Linked DNA regions of Homo sapiens: region 1 is linked to region 2. A link is a loop called in an ENCODE intact Hi-C map of the cell type or tissue named here. Cell type or tissue: CD4-positive, alpha-beta T cell. All regions are shown on one strand. Each heading gives the region's core, and the rest is flanking DNA. Links, peaks and the distances in the headings are about the cores only.

Evidence for each region. Peaks named below come from ENCODE experiments on the same cell type or tissue, not always from the same donor. Only the 100,000 strongest peaks of a DNase experiment are listed, where the experiment ranks them.
Region 1: it touches region 2 in a loop (4-fold over the local background); 2 of 110 quality-filtered maps call a loop at or near these places.

What each region holds. Positions count from the first base shown.
Region 1 is chr3:140,937,349-140,945,876 of GRCh38, forward strand. It overlaps SLC25A36 (solute carrier family 25 member 36), which reads left to right and starts at 4,488. Exons shown (of 7, transcript NM_001104647.3): 1 at 4,488-4,747. The coding sequence starts at 4,707. RefSeq lists enhancers at 4,462-4,831, 4,925-5,772, 5,412-5,641. In CD4-positive, alpha-beta T cell, for the core only: no CTCF peak of the experiment used is centred there; DNase peaks (open chromatin) are centred at 4,403 and 5,233; H3K4me3 peaks cover 2,257 bases; H3K27ac peaks cover 1,297 bases.
Region 2 is chr3:139,675,149-139,682,877 of GRCh38, forward strand. It overlaps NMNAT3 (nicotinamide nucleotide adenylyltransferase 3), which reads right to left and starts at 2,824. Exons shown (of 7, transcript NM_001401600.1): 1 at 2,557-2,824. RefSeq lists a silencer at 2,878-2,927. In CD4-positive, alpha-beta T cell, for the core only: no CTCF peak of the experiment used is centred there; DNase peaks (open chromatin) are centred at 2,463 and 2,853; H3K4me3 peaks cover 1,463 bases.

The DNA of each region.
Region 1 (8,528 bases), core at 1,848-6,847, 1.3 Mb after region 2:
CTCAAAATAATAAGAGCTATTTATGACAAACTCATAGCCAGTATCATACTGAATGGGCAAAAGCTGGGAGCATCACCTTTGAAAACCAGTACAAGACAAGGATGCTCTCTCTCAACACTCCTATTCAACATAGTATTAGACGCTCTGGCCAGGGCAATCAGGCAAGAGAAAGAAATAAAGGGTATTCAAATAGGAAGATAGGGAGTCAAATTACCTCTGTTTGCAGATGACATGATTGAATATTTAGAAAACCCCATCATCTCAGCCCAAAAACTCCTTAAGCTGATAAGCAACTTCAGCAAAGTCTCAGGATACAAAATCAATGTGCAAAAATCACAAGCATTCCTGTACACCAATAATAGACAAACAGAGAGCCAAATCATGGGCAAATTCCAATTCACAATTGCTACAAAGAGAATCAAATACCTAGGAATATAACTTACAAGGGATGTGAAGGACCTCTTCAAGGAGAACTACAAACCACTGCTCAAGGAAATAAGAGAGAACACAAACAAAGGGAAAAACATTCCATGCTCATGGATAGAAAGAATCAATATCGTGAAAATGGCCATACTGCCCAAGGTAATTAATAGATTCAATGCTATTCCCATCAAGCTACCATGGACTTTCTTCACAGAATTAGAAAAAACTTCTTTAAATTTCATATGCAACCAAAAAAGAGCCCATATAGCCAAGACAATCCTAAGAAAAAAGAACAAAGCTGGAGGCATCATGCTACCTGACTTCAAACTATACTACAAGGCTACAGTAACCAAAACAGCATGGTACTGGTACCAAAACAGATATATAGACCACTGGAACAGAACAGAGGCCTCAGAAATAACACCACACATCTACAACCATCTGATCTTTGACAAACCTGAGAAAAACAAGCAATGGGCAAAGGAGTCCCTATTTAATAAACTGCTAGCCATATGCAGAAAACTGGAACTGGACTCCTTCCTTACACCTTATACAAAAATTAACTCAAGATGGATTAAAGATTTAAATACAAGACCTAAAATCATAAAAACCCTAGAAGAAAACCTAGGCAATATCATTCAGGCATAGGCATGGGCAAAGACTTCATGAATAAAACACCAAAAGCAATGGCAACAAAAGCCAAAATTGACAAATGGGATCTCATTAAACTAAACAGCTTCTGCACAGCAGAAGAAACTATCCAGAGTGAACAGGCAACCTACAGAATGGGAGAAAATTTTTGCAATCTATCCATCTGACAAAGGGCTAATATCCAGAATCTCCAAGGAACTTAAACAAATTTATAAAAAAAAAAAAAAAAAAACCAGCTGGGCACAGTGGCTCATGCCTGTAATCCCAGTACTTTGGGAGGCTGAGGCGGGTGGATTGCCTGAGGTCAGGAGTTCAAGACCAGCCTGGCCAACACAGTGAAACCCCGTCTCTATTAAAAATACCAAAAAAAAAAAAAAATTAGCTGCGCATGGTGGCAGGCACCTCTAATCCCAGTTACTACGGAGGCTGAGGCAGGAGAACCACTTGAACCCAGGAGGTGGAGGTTGCAGTGAGCTGAGATTGCACCATTGCACTCCAGCCTGGGTAACAAGAGCAAGACTCTGTTTCAAAAAAAACAAGCAAAAACAAAAACAAAACAACAACAAAAACAATCCCATCAAAAAATGAATGAAGGATATGAACAGACACTTCTCAAAACAAGACGTTTATGTGGCCAACAAACATATGAAAAAAAGCTCATCACCACTAGTCATTAGAGAAATGCAAATGCAAACCACAATGAGATACCATCTCACGCCAGTTAGAATGGCGATCATTGAAAAGTCAGGAAACAACAGACGCTGGAGAGAAGGTGGGGAAATAGGAATGCTTTCACACTGGGTAACAGTGTGGGAGTGTAAATAAGTTCAACGATTGTGGAAGATGGTGTGGCGATTCCTCAAGGATCTAGAAATACCATTTGACCCAGCAATCCTATTACTGGGTATATACCCAGAGGTCTATAAATCATTCTACTATAAAGACACATGCACACGTATGTTTCTGGCAGCACTATTCACAATAGCAAAGACTTGGAACCAACCCAAATGCCCATCAATGTTAGACTGGATAAAGAAAATGTGGCACATACACACCATGGAATACTATGCGGCCATAAAAAAGATGAGATCATGTCCTTTGGAGGGACATGGATGACGCTGCAAACCATCATTCTCAGCAAACTAACACAAGAACAGAAAACCAAACACCCCATGTTCTCACTCATAAGTGGGAGTTGAAAAATGAGAACATATGGGTACAGGGAGGGGAACATCCACTCTGGGGCCTGTCGGGGGTTGGGGGGCAAGGGGATGGATAGCATTAGGAGAAATACCTAATGTAGACAACGAGTTAATGGGTGCAGCAAACTACCATGGCACATGTATACCTACATAACAAACCTCCACATTCTCCACATGTATCCCAGAACTTAAAGTATATTAAAAAAAAAAAAAAAAAAGGAACTGGTAACAAAGAAAATCTCAGAAAGTTTCTTACTCTTTTCAGTTAAGAGAAGGATGGAATATATGTAAATTTAAATTTATATAAACATTTTTCCTAACTAAAAAAAAAACTATGTATGAATTTCAAACTTTTTTGCACCAAAAATTCGTACTCACTTGTTATAATGTATCTGAACAAGATCTAGTTTGAGGCACTAAAAAGGATAAGACATCAGCTTGAAAACAGCCCCTATCAGAGCAGCATGAATTGAAGCAAGAAAAAACATCAAATTTATGGTCAAGATTGGGTGGAAGAATGGTGAAATCAAGGATGCTTTACAAAAGTTTGATGGGGAAAATTCCCCCAAAGAAATCTGAAGTTTACAAATGGATAACTTGTTTGCAGAAGGGATGAGACAATGTTGAAGAGGAAGCCTGCAGTGGCAGACAATCCACATCGATTTTTGAGGAAAAGATTATTCTTCGGTGTGCCCTAATTGAAGAGGACCCACAATTAACAGCACAAATAATATACAACACCATAGACATTTCAACTGGTTCTACTTACACATTTCTCACTGAAAAACTGAAGTTGAGCAAACTTTTCACCCGATGGGTGCAAAACTGTTGCACCCAGATGAGCTGCAGACAAGAGCAGGGCTTTCAATGGAAATTGTAAACAAGTGGGATCATATATTGAAACATTTCTTTGAAGAATTGTAACAGGAGATCAAACATAGCTTTCTCAGTATGATTCTGGATCAAAGCAATAGTTACCAAGAGGTGCAAGTGGTCCAGTCAAATCAAAAGTAGACTGGTCAAGAGCCGAAGTCATAGCAGCAGCTTTTTGGGATGCTCAAGGTATTTTGCCTGTTGACTTTCTGGAGGGTGGAAGAGCAATAACATCCGCTTACTATAGGAGAAAGTGAAGCAAAGCTTTAGCATAAAAACACCTACGAAATCTTCACCAGAGAGTCCTTCTCCATCAGGACAATGTTCCTGCTCATTCCTCTCTTTAAATAAGGGCATTTTTCCAGGGATTTCGATGGGAAACTATCAGGTATCCATCTTACATTCCTGACCTGGCTCCTTCTGACATATTTTTGTTTTCTAATCGTGAAAAATCTGTAAATGGCACCCATTTTTCTTCAGTTAATAACGTAAAAAAGCCTGCATTTTCATGATTAAATTCCCAGAACCCTCAATTCTTTACAGATGGACTAAAGAGCCGGTATCATCACTTACCAAACTGTCTTTAACTTGATGGAGCTTACGTTGAAAAACAAAGTTTATATTTTTAAATTTTATCTTTTAATTCCATTTCCCATGAACTTTTATTCTTTTAAAAACAAACCCAAGTATTTTAATTCTACTTGCCTTTTTTACTTATTACACACTTCGGGAGATTTTTTGCCATATGGAATCACCTCATCCCTTGTCACGATTGCATAATATTCCATAGTAGGAATGTTTCATGATTTATTTCTTCATTCCCCCACTGATTTCAATTTTCTGCAACTGCAAGCATTGTTCATAATTCTGTACTGTTTGTGAGCCTATATAGGAGTATCCGTGCACAAACCTTTTTATGCATTGTGCGAGGGTTACTCTGAGATAGACACCAAGGGAACTGCTGGGTCATAAATCCAATTTTTTCAAAGTAAATCCGCTTGCGAACCCGGAACCAAGTCGATTTTTCCCGCCCCGCCAGTTCCCTGTTCAGGAGAGTGCAGCCGTGATTGGCGCGTTCACTCAGGCCAGGGGCGCCCCAGGTCTCAGGTGCTAGGAGCGCGGTGACCTACCACCCTCCGGGCACGCGTTCTGGCCACGCCTCGCGGCCCCTTTCATTGAAAGAGCCCGTAGGGATCACGTGAAAGAACACTGCAGAGTGCGTGACGTCACGACGCTCACACCAATGGGAGCCTCTGTTTATGTCGGGAGCCATCAAATAGTCATCTTCCCCCTACCATCCCCCGCCCACTCTCCGTCGCGCTGCGCTGCGTCGCTTTCAGCCTCTGGTGAAGGGCGGCGCGCTTAGGCAGGCGGTGGCGCGGCTGGAGTGCCGCGGGGAGGGCTGTGCCGGTTGCTTTCTGCAGCCGCATCTCGGCCAGCTCTCCTCGCCGTCCCCGGGGCGCTGTGCGTCTCCAGTCCGGGACCGAAGCCGCCTGCCGTAGCGGGCGGCCAGATCCGCGTCCCGCCTCAGCGGCCGGAGGACATGCGGGAGAGAGAATGAGCCAGAGGGACACGCTGGTGCATCTGTTTGCCGGAGGGTAAGGTCCTGGCGGGGCGTGCGCACTGGGGCTGAGGGTGCTGGGGCCGAAGACGCAGGCGAGGGGGGCGAGGGGGGCCGAGGGGGGTGGGGGGGTGGGGGGGCGGGAGTGAGGCCTGGGCGGGGAGCTGCCACGGGCCTGCGGGTGAGGGGAGCGACCCAGCCCGTGGGTGGTGAGGGGGGCTCCGGTTCGGGGAAGCAAGGGGGTGAGGCCCGGGCCCGAGGGCGAGAGAGTGAGGCCCGGGCAAAGAGGGTTGAGGCATGAAACCCGGGCCGGGAGTGAGGTTTTGGGCCCGCGGGGCCGGGGTGAGGCGGAGGCCGAATCCATGCGTCTGAGGAGACGCGGGCAAGAGCTGGGGTCGGCGCTTGATTACCCGGACGCCGCTGGACCTGGCCGCACGCCGCAATCTAGCAGGCGTCGGGGATCCAGGGCCGCTTTGAGGAGCCTGGCTTCGGATTTCGCGTAGGTTGCATGGCCCAAGGGGACGGGGCGGAAAGTGCGGAGGCTGAGGACAAAATGGGCGCCGGAGACTCCTTTAGCCCTCGCTCCTTGCAGCGCTCGCTTGGGCCTCTGCACGTCACTCACGCCCCACCTCGGACCTCGGGCCGCTCATTTCCGGGCTCGGCTTTGCAAGGTGGGTGGTAAGGGGGCTACGGGATCGAGCGGGGAAGGCTTTGGTATTCTCCCGTGGTTGCTGTAGGGTGTTTCTAGCCCTTGGAAAATTTCTTGCCCGAGGTTTTCCAGGTGGTGAATGGGGTGCAAAGCTTTCCAGTACCTTTGGGGTCAGATTCCTTTCGAGAAAACCACCCCTCTTGAACACCGCTTGCTTTTCTGCTGCTTAGGAGAAAGTAGGAGTGGAGAGAGGTCAGATTTTTTGAAGATAGTGTTAATAGTTACTATGTGTGTGCAAGATTAGGACTAAGCCTAAAGTCTTAGTTCCCTGATTGCCAAAATGAGTGTTAGAGCTTCCAGTTTAGCCTCCTGTTTAGATTTGCTCCTTCTAAATCATTTGGAGAATCATAGCAATTTTAAGAGTTACTTATTTGGAGGATTATAAAGAGTTTTCTTATCAAAAATGCCTTCGGTGAATTATGCTGAGACTCTTACCGGCATCTTCTTAAATCCTGCAGTTTTTAGATCGACTTTTAAGAATATGAAAGAAATACACACGCAGTTCTATTCACGGTGCCTTGCTTTGAGTTGGACATATGGACTCTATTGAGCCAGTGATGGCAATACTTTCTTTAGGTTGGCACACTTTCATCAACAAATATTTGTTGTACACCAATTATGGGCCGGCCACTGTTCTGGCATAAAAACAATATTTTTCTATTGATCTGTGAGACCCAGTTTAGGCAGTTTGCTTTCCATATTTCTGAAATGTTTACTGCCAATAATCAGGCAAATTAAATCTTTTTAAAAAAATTCTGTAGCTATGTAGATGCTCTTGAAAAGATCTCATGCAAATAATTGAGCTCCCTCTTGTAATTAGATCTATAACCCTGAAGTGAGGAGACCGCAGATGTAGTCTAGCACTATTTTAATTTGGGTGAAAAATGGACACTTTTATTTCAATTGCTTCATCTATAAAATTAGGAGGTTGTATTATATGATCTCTAAAGCCCTTCTCTAGCTCCTAACATTTCTATTATTCTGCGTTCAGGATTCATGTATCAAGTTTAGTTAAAAATGGGGCATACTTATATTTGAAATAAATGTTAGCTTGATTGCACTAATTTCCCACTTTGGATTAGGATCATCATTTTGTTATAAAAACATGTAAATATAGGTTTTCTGGTTTAAGAACAGGAATGGGAGGTGTTTGTAGCATCTAAACACACAGATTAGGAGCTCCATCCCCTCCCCCCCAGTCTAGCATATGTAGTTAGAGTATTAAATGAGATATGGTATGTAGGATTTGATACAAGATAGGTGCTCAGCCGTATAATTTCTCTTCCTTTGCATCTCATCTTGATTTTATTTTTATATGTGGTTACATAAGTGAGTTCAGTAAAACACACCTTATCTTTTTAAAGGAAGCCCAGTATATTTTAAAAGAACCAAGAGTAACCTTTCACAGAGTATTTAATCTTAGGCAAGGGTTTTCCGAATATGGAGCCTTTAAGTTGTTTTTCTGATAAGTAGAATTGTAATATTCAAATATGTTTATCGGAATCCCACATTTCTAATAGCCTAGTAGCTGTATTGTTAAACACCAGCACTGGACCTTGGTTCTGGGTGAAATACTCACATGCATAACTCGTGCTTTCTTTAAGACACCCTTTGATCCCATTATGCTTTTGCCAGAGTTAATATTCAGAGTTTGTAAGGTCAGTAGTTAGGTTAATTGAGTTAAGGAACGATATCATGACAGCCTGTAAAAAAGGTGTAAATGTGATTTAATTTTAGCTGTACCTCTAATGTATGTATATAGAGATGAAAGCACTATTAAATGTATTTTTAAAGACTGATAGAATTGTACATTGTCTAGTTATTGTATCAGCTGCATATATCTACAGAGGCAGCTCATTTTTTTTCTATTTGAGGGAGATATTGTCTCAAATAGGAGCTATATACCTTAAGATTTTAAGTGGATGAAGTATTTTCTTTGCAGCTCTTATGACAGATAATTTAATATATGTAGTGAGTAAAATCAAAGATGATCTAAGAACTGTCTATTTTTATATCCTGGAGCTCATTCATTTGCTCAATCATTATTATTTATTCAGTAGGAAATTCCCATTTGGGTATAATGAACGATATTTGTTAAATTATTTCACCTGTTTGCTTGAAGATCAGGGCAGAAGTAGAATACTTAAAAGTATAATTAATGTGATTTATTTCCGCTTCACTCTGACCATATTTTTATTAGTCTCATTTCCTTAATTTTTACTACCTCTCCTTTTCCTCTGTCTTGCTCTGTTTAAGCTGCTATTACAAAATACCAAAAACTGGTGGCTTATAAATAACAAATATTTCTAACAGTCCTGAAGGCTGGGAAGTTCAAAATTAAAGCAGTAACAGGTTTTTTGATGATGGTCTACTTCCTCATAGAAGATACTCTCTTGCTGTATCCTCACGTAGTAGGAGAGGCTAGCCAAGATCTCTGGTGTCTTATAAAGGTACTAATCCCAAATGTCAGGGCTACAATCTCATGACCTAATCACCTTGAAAGCGTCTACCTCCTAATACTATCACCTTGGGATGTGAGTAGGATTTCATCTTACTAGTTTTGGGGGAGACAAACATTCAGACATCCTCCTTCCCTTTTTTTCCTTCTAAAAATGCATTCCGTTCTTCTTACTAATAGACTGCAAAACTAAGGGAAGTTTCTTATCCTGTTGGAGAATATTCTCAAATCATTTTTCTATAAATGAATTACTGTAGCACAGCAGCTACCATTTTTCTGCAAATGGATTAGTGTAGCACAACATTGTGGGTCAGGGATTCTCCTTCTTGAGACCCTTGTTGTGGTCTGAGAGTTTAAAACTATTTTCATAAAAATACATTATTGGCACAAATTTGTTGACATTTGTCCTGATGGTGCAAAAGCAATGATGGGTAAAACTGCTGATGCCTTAGCATGCATGAAGGCAGTGGCACCAGACTGTAGTCATCGTATTCACCTCCAGGTACTTGCAATTAAAAAAAAAAAAAAAAGCCAGTTTAACCTAAGAATGCTCATGAAGGAGTAAAAATACTAATTTTATTAAATCACAACCTTTGAATACCTCTATATTTAATATTTTGTGTGACAAAATGGGAAATAGACATGAAGTAA
Region 2 (7,729 bases), core at 639-5,638:
CACACACACACACACGTGCACATATACCATGAAAAATCTGCCTCTTGGGTTTATGTTCATTTATTTGTTCATTACTGATTCATGCCTTTTTGGCCTGGTACTCTGCTGGGTGAGAAGTTTGCAAAATTAGACTCCATAGCTCCCAGGTCAAAGAGCCAGAACGGTCTCAGGCAGTTACCATGCTCAAAGGGATGGCAAGGGTCTGCAAGGTGCAGTGGCAGCCCCCTGCAGGGAACCCCCACTCAGCCATCAGTTAGAGACACATCATCAAAAAGACCATTTTAGACCCTTTTCAACCCTAGTTTTCTCCAACTTTTGCTACGCTTTCTTTGGCCTGAGTCTACAAAGACACTGGGGCTTTCTGGGGCTTTCTGACAGTGCAGCTGCCCAGGAGGCCCTTTATCATGCAGAACACCCCTCTCTGCTGCCAGGCTCTTGCTTTATGGCAAAACCACTGCAACAGATAATCTAACCCCCTGACTAATCACCCTGCACAATTCCTCATACTGCCTCCACTCCTATCCCTCTCCCGCCTCTGCCCTGTCTTGTTTCATCAATTTTTGTCCAGACTAAGGAACGATATCAATAGTTATAGTAGTAGTATCCTCCCACATGTCAGGTACTGCTCTATGTATTTTAGGTCCTCATTAAATCCCCATAATAACCTTCTGAGGTAGACACTACAACTATGTATATTTTAGTTCATTCAGGAGAAGGAGAGGGTGGGAGTTAATATTTCTTCAGGGCCAACGATATGCTAAGCACCTGTTAAGCCTGAGCAATCCTCACGACTCACAAGGTGAGTGAGCTGCCCAGGGTCAGTCACAGAGCTGAGAAGTGCCAGGTCTGTGACCACCAAGCCTGGAGCTTCCCTTCTCATGGGCTGGCATCCTGCAGTGGTCTGAGAGGGGAAAAGAGAGGCTGCACAATGGCTGCTCTCTCTCCTCTTCCCTCCAACACCCTCTGTTAACATCATACCTGTTCTTTTTTACCACTCCCCACAAATGGTGCCAGACTCCTGCCTCATCTGGGTTCCCCTACTCTCTGGGCCTCTCAGTTGGTTTTCATGGAGCACTTTCTTTGTCTACAACAATGTTGTGAACAGAGCCAAATAAGAAATTGGGATCATTTGAGCCAATAAAATACAGTGAGCAGCTGACAGATGTTTCCTGAAACCTAAAATGCTCTCCCAAATCCATGGGGTCTCAAGGTCTGACACGTCCTTAGCAAGGTCCCAGCATAGTTGCTGCTTCTGGGAAGTCTTCTGTCCAGTTTTAAGAGGTGACACCAAAAGCTGAGAACCACCAATGAAATTCAAGAAGTAACTGATGCTCAGTGGAGCTGTGTGAACCATACCTTCAGGGGCTCCTGGGTGGCTTTCTGAGAAAAACAGAGAAGCTTTCCCCTGCAAGGCCAGTGGGTAAGAACCCTTTCTCTGGGTTGTGCCAGGGTGGAACTGTCACTTTATTTCACCTGGCCCACCGGACATGGGCTCCAGGAGGGCAGGGCCCCTGTCTGATTTCTCTCTGAATCCTCAGAGCCAGGGTAAAGTGGGCGCCAGTTAAATGTTTCAAGAATGAACAACTAAACCAGTCATCATTTTAGAGAACAGGCTGTTTGAGAGATTCTACTCAGAACCACTTATTTGATAGAGGAAGAAACAGGACTCAAGGAGAGGGGAAGTGACTTTGCTGAGAGGCAGGCACACTGTGTTTAGTCCAGAACAACATCAAGCCTTGGATGTTTAGTGCAGAGTAACATCCAGCACCCATCACGCAGTGCTAAGTCATTTACATTCACCATTTCCATTCTCAATGGGTAGAACAATCCCATTTTACAGAGGAGAACGTTAAGGTTAAGGAACTTGCTTTCCCCCCAGCTCTCTGCAGGCCAGCCCCACCAACCCTCCTTTCCTCAAGCCACATTCTCTCCCAACAAAATGAGTTTGCTCTGTTGTTCCCCGCCCGGGAATTCTCTAAAGTTTTAGTTCCAGCAGCCTTTGTAGCTGGGGGCCCTGATAAAATCTCTCCAGCACCCTAGAATTTCAATCTTCATAGCTCTGACCACAGTTTTAACGTTCACACTTGTTTGCATAGATATCCATTTGCTGTCGGTCTCCCCCCACTGGACTGTGAGCTGCACGGGGGAGGGCACCACATTTTTTGGCCTGCTACTGTAACCCCAGCACTTAGCCCAGCAGCGGACACTGAGTGGAACACGTTAAGTATTTGTTAGACACTGTGCTTATATTTTTAACCTTTGAGTGCACGAGTGCTAAAGGTGGGATCCGAACCCACGTCTCCGGGACTCTGGTCATAGCCAAAGGGGAGCTGGGGGTTAGGTTGACACGCTGCAGCGAGAACCGCCGGCGCGCAGAGGCAGCGCGGAGCTGTCCCCCCGGTTCGCGCCACCCCGGATGGCTCCGCACTCCGCCGCCACCTGTCGCCCCAGCGGGGACTCCCAGGACTCAGTTAGGGGCCAGGAGTCACGTGGGCCCGGGCATTCAGCCGCGATCCAGGTCCTAGTGGGCTGACGAGGGGCCCACGCTGCGCTTACCTGCTATTTGCAGGGCTCAGCAACGGCGCTCGGCGAGTCTCGGGGGACTGCGGGGGACTAGGGGACCTGCTGGGCCTAGCAGGGGCTGTCGGTCAGCGCGCGGCCCGGCGCCCGAGGTCCGAGAGGGAAACGACGTTTGGTCTCGGGACTCAAGGCTGCCTCCGGCCCGGGCAGCCTCAGGTCTAGATCCCCTAGTACCTGAGCTGGAGGCGGGGCCAAGGCGAACTTGACCTTGCGCTCCCTTAGCGGCCCCGGGCAGATGGAGTCTGAGGGAAACAGATCTGCGCCCCGCCCCTTCGCTGGGGCGGGCCCTAAGGAGACCCGGCCCTGGCCCCGCCCAGGGTCCTAAGCCCCGCCCTCTCCCCTGCCCCCGCCCCCGCCCGCTGGCTCCCAACCGCCAAGGCTCTTTTGTGTTGCGTGCGTGTTTGCTTTTTTATTCTCCTGTTTTGTATTCTGTTTGTTTTGTATTTTTATTTAATTTTCTTTTAAAAAAATACATGAAAGTAACGCCCACTTACTTATTAGAAAATAAAATTATCTAGATTTGCTTATAATGAAAGCAACAGGCCACTTCTCCCTCCCATCACAGCTCTTTTTAACAATTCCTCCGTTAATTTCTTCTAGTGGTCACCCGCTTGTCGCAAAAAAAAAATAAATAAATAAAATAAAAAAATAAAAAAAGAAACTTACATAGCGATTTCTTGATTTATCCATTGACTTTCTGCCATGTTATATGAGGATCTACTCTCTTACTGCGCGGCCCCTGTTTCCTTCTGACAAATTTACACCTCTATTCTCAAGCCCTGCCCTGGTAAACGCCAGACCTCAAAGCAGGGAAGGATTTCTGGGGCCTGAAGCATACACAGTTGTGTGGGGAGAAGGAAGGGAGGGCTGCTTAAGAAAGAGAAGACAGAATTAGGGCTTGCCAGTGAACATTTATTTGGAATGAGAAAATAAATCTTAACAGAATCCTGGGGTCTTAGAGATTGGGGTCCCTATCCCCTAAAACCTTCTTAGGAAATTTAGGTCCCAAATTTGCTTCCCTAACGCAGTCTGGCTTCCTCTGCCCACCCAGAACTCTCCATAAGCCCCCAGGGCTCATGGGAGCCTTGCAGAGAGAGGCCTTGAAGGACAAGATTCACTAGATTCTGCCAATACAGTTTCCTAATGGAGTGAATTGGAGTGTGCGAAAAAGAGAGACATCAAGGATGATGTCAAGGTTTTTTGATTGCTGTACACTTAATTTCCAGCGTTTCCTAGACACAGGAACACAACCTCATCTTAGTATGGAGAGTGTTTTATAAGCCTGTCCACATCACCAGAGCCTCACGGTGCACCCATGAAGTTGGCTGGACGGGTGCACTGTCCACAGTTTTAGGAGGCCCATAAATTTGTCCCTTGTGTATTAGCACCGGGGGCATGCAACTTGCACCCAATAAGTACCCAGGTAAATGGTACTTCCCCACTCAGTCTGAAGACACAGTGTCCGTGCCCTCTCGGATCCCTTTTCTCTTACCTGTGGTGTAAAATGTGGCTCCAGAAGGTGATCTTGGACAAGTCTCTTTACTTCCCAAGCCTCACTTTCCTTTCGTATAATGGGAGGTAACAACCCCTACCGCACTGAGTTTTGGGGAGGATTAAGTGGCTTAACATCTTTGGATATTCTTTAATTGATAAGTCAGCTTATTTCCCAGCAGGGTGGGAGGCTCATGAGAAAGCTTAGGGATTTCTGAGAATCTTGTGTAGCATGTAGTACCACAGGTTGATTAGAGGCCTTCGATTAAAATCGTGGGCTGAAGAGTCATTCTGGGTCAGGGCCCTAGGCCAGGGAGGGAGAAGCTGCACACAGAGAGCAGAGAAGAGGCTGGGCAATGACTTCCTCATGCAAGGGAAGCTTTCTCTGCCTGAGGTAGTGAAGACTAAAGCTTGGTCTAGGAGGAAGCCTGGTTTCCTAGGCAAGAAAAAAGGAATGAATTAATGGCATTCACAGCAACTGGATGAGATTGGAGAGTGTTATTCTAAGTGAAGTAACTCGGGAATGGAAAACCAAACATGGTATATTCTCATAAGTGGGAGCTATGCTATGAGGATGCAAAGACATAAGAATGACACAGTGGACTTTGGGGACTCAGAGGGGAAGAATGGGAAGGGAGTGAGAGATAAAAGACTACAAATTGGGTTCAGTGTATACTGCTCGGGTGATGGGTATACCAAAATCTTACAAATCTCCTCTAAGGAACTTACTCATGTAACCAAATACCACCAGTTCCCTAATAACCTATGGAAATAAAAATATTTTTTTAAAAAAGTAGCGTCCCCTTGTGCTGGAAGGTAAGAACCTCATATAATAGCCAAGCTTTACCTAACCTAAGCGGTGAAGACGCAATGGCTGAGAAATCCATTTTGGAGAGGCAACTACCTCCTAATTTTTTAGAAGGAGGAATACCTAAATGCAAGTCTTGTATTTGCTTAAGCTCACAAAAAGACTACTGGATTATGGGTATAATGGGAATAATATTTTCAGATCTCTCCTTTATTGGTAAGTTTCATTTCTCCTGGATCCTATCTGCCATTATGGCTCAAGGAAGGTGGCCACCTAATGCCACCTCAGGAAGGAGGAAGATTTTACATAGAGGATGTCTCAGCTTGAGTGCCTCAGAACCAGATCCTGAGGTAAGAATTAATGCAAGTAGTTATTTGAGAGGTACATGGAACACCAGCAGAGTAATGAAGAAGCAATACAGGGAAGAAAAGGGGAGCTCAATAAAAGATTAAGCCAGCTACTATAATAGATGTTTAGGGCTTAATCCTAGGGGAAAACCCTAGAAAACTGTGTGAAGAGCATGCCTTGGAATCATCCCACCCAAGGCTGCAGGAGACAGGTCTCTACAGGGAAAAAAGCTGGAACTGACCACTTAGCTCATATTTTTGAACATTTAAAACATTATTTCTAGGCATAAAAATGTCATTACTAAAATGAGATCTGGCTACAGTATAACACTATTCTGCAGTTTCCTTCTATCACTTAACAGTGTGCTGATGAAGTTTCAGGAGGAACTCTTTGGGCAGTAAGCAATGTGCAGATGGCTGAGAGTCACAGTCCTGGGATGGACCTGAGGCCATTCTGGAAAGCTTGCTTGTGGATGGATTGTGATGAGGCCGTAGACTGGGGCAGCCTCTGTATTTGGATGAACCTATTCTAACCTTGACTTCTGACCTGTCGCTGAGGAAAAGCAAGCTTTGAGTGGGTAAAAGTAAAATGTAAAAGGGAGACTGGTGGACTTTTCAAATGACCAAAGAGGGCAAACTTTTCAGTCACTGCAACTACTTCAGCAGATGGGCATTTTCTTTTCTTTTCTTTGAGATGAAATTTCACTTTTGTAGCCCAGGCTGGAGGGCAGTGGCGTGCAACCTCCGCCTCCCAGGTTCAAGTGATTTTCCTGCCTCAGCTTCCCAAGTAGCTGGGATTACAAGCGCTCGCCACCACGCCCAGCTAATGTTTGTATTTTTAGAAGAGACAAGGTTTCACCATGTTGGCCAGGCTGGTCCTGACCTCAGGTGATCCACCCGCCTTGGCCTCCTAAAGTGCTGGGATTACAGGCATGAGCCACCGTGCCCGGCCAGGTGTTTTCTTACAAACAGTGAACAGATAGTGCTCATGCCAGATCTTTCTTATACAAGCATCAAAGCAGGTCCTCACTAGAAAACCTTCACTTTGTCAATTTGGCTTCATGGCTATACTTACTATTGAGCTAAAATTATCCTTTTAAAACGTGAATCAGTTTATAACACTCCTCTGCTCAAAAGTTTCCAGTGGCTTCCACCACAATTAGGGTAAAATCTCAAGTCCTCCCCCTGGTGTGCAAGGCCCTCAAGGATCTGCCCTGACAAGTGCTCCAGCTGTCAGCCATTCTCATCTCTGGTTTCCTTGACTCTGTTGCTGTTCCTTGGACACACTGGGCCTATTTGCACCTAGAACCATGGTGCTGCTGTCCTCATTGACCTAAATAACACACCGCCCACTCTTAGGATAACTTTCCCAATTCATTAGCTTTCTAGTAGACAGCTCCACTTAACAAACAAAAATACTCCCATACAACCCCTTTTGTAGTACTTACTACCTATCATTGGAGGATATTTTGCTCATTATCTGTCTCCCTCGCAGAAGTGTAGGGCCCAAGAGTGGCTGAATCTTTATACATTTTGTTCCCTGATATGTCCTCACACCCACAACAGTGCCTAGCACCTGATATTCAATAAATATCTGTTGAATGAATGAATGCATTGAATTGAGCAAATGAAAAATATATTCAGTACACATACAGATAAAAATATTCTAGAATGCAGACTTTCAACTAATCTTGGTTAGGTTCCTCTCAAACTGAAAAAAATTGTTAGAACACAGAAAAATAAAATGAAATGGCTGAGCTGTATTATGTAATCTGATTTATAATTACAGGTTGAGTATTAGACTGAGAACTTTTGCTTTTTTATATTTCACCCAATGTCTATGTTAAATGTTTAAGCAAAGGTTAGCTTGAGAGGCTACATACTCATTTAAAAGTAGTAAAAAGAAACAAGGTTCTCCTAGTCACTTTAATAATTCAGAATAGTATTCTGTGGCTTCTGTTGGCATTTGAGACCCCAAGATGGCAACTGGTTACCTGAAAATAAAGGCCTTGATCAAATATTTAACATCTCACTTATTTTCATTTTCTGCATATTTTGTATTCCTGATTCTCACTTTTTTTTTACCCATTCTGCAGTCACACAATTCACACACTGAAGTTAATAGAAATGTTCCATGGATTATTAAATGCAGCTAAGCAATGAGTTTTTGCTAGAAAATAAGGCCAAACTGGGGCCACTTTGCTATTCTAACAAAGTAATTTTTCCTTGAAGGTACAGACTATGAATTTACAGAAGCCTCTACCCTTTATTCTGAAGTTTTGTAAGGCAAATACATTGCTGCAGGAGAGAATTTAAAGTGGAAAACAGATTCCCCCTGAAAACATGTTTTATGGTGGCACAATTAAGAAGTCTTATAATCAAGAACAGTTGAAAGCACAGAATTATAAGTGGACCTTTATAATTATGGCAAGAAGACACTAAATAGTGCCTGTTTGCTAATGAAAACATTGCACTCTGGTGCCAAAAGCAGTGGAGTGGGTTT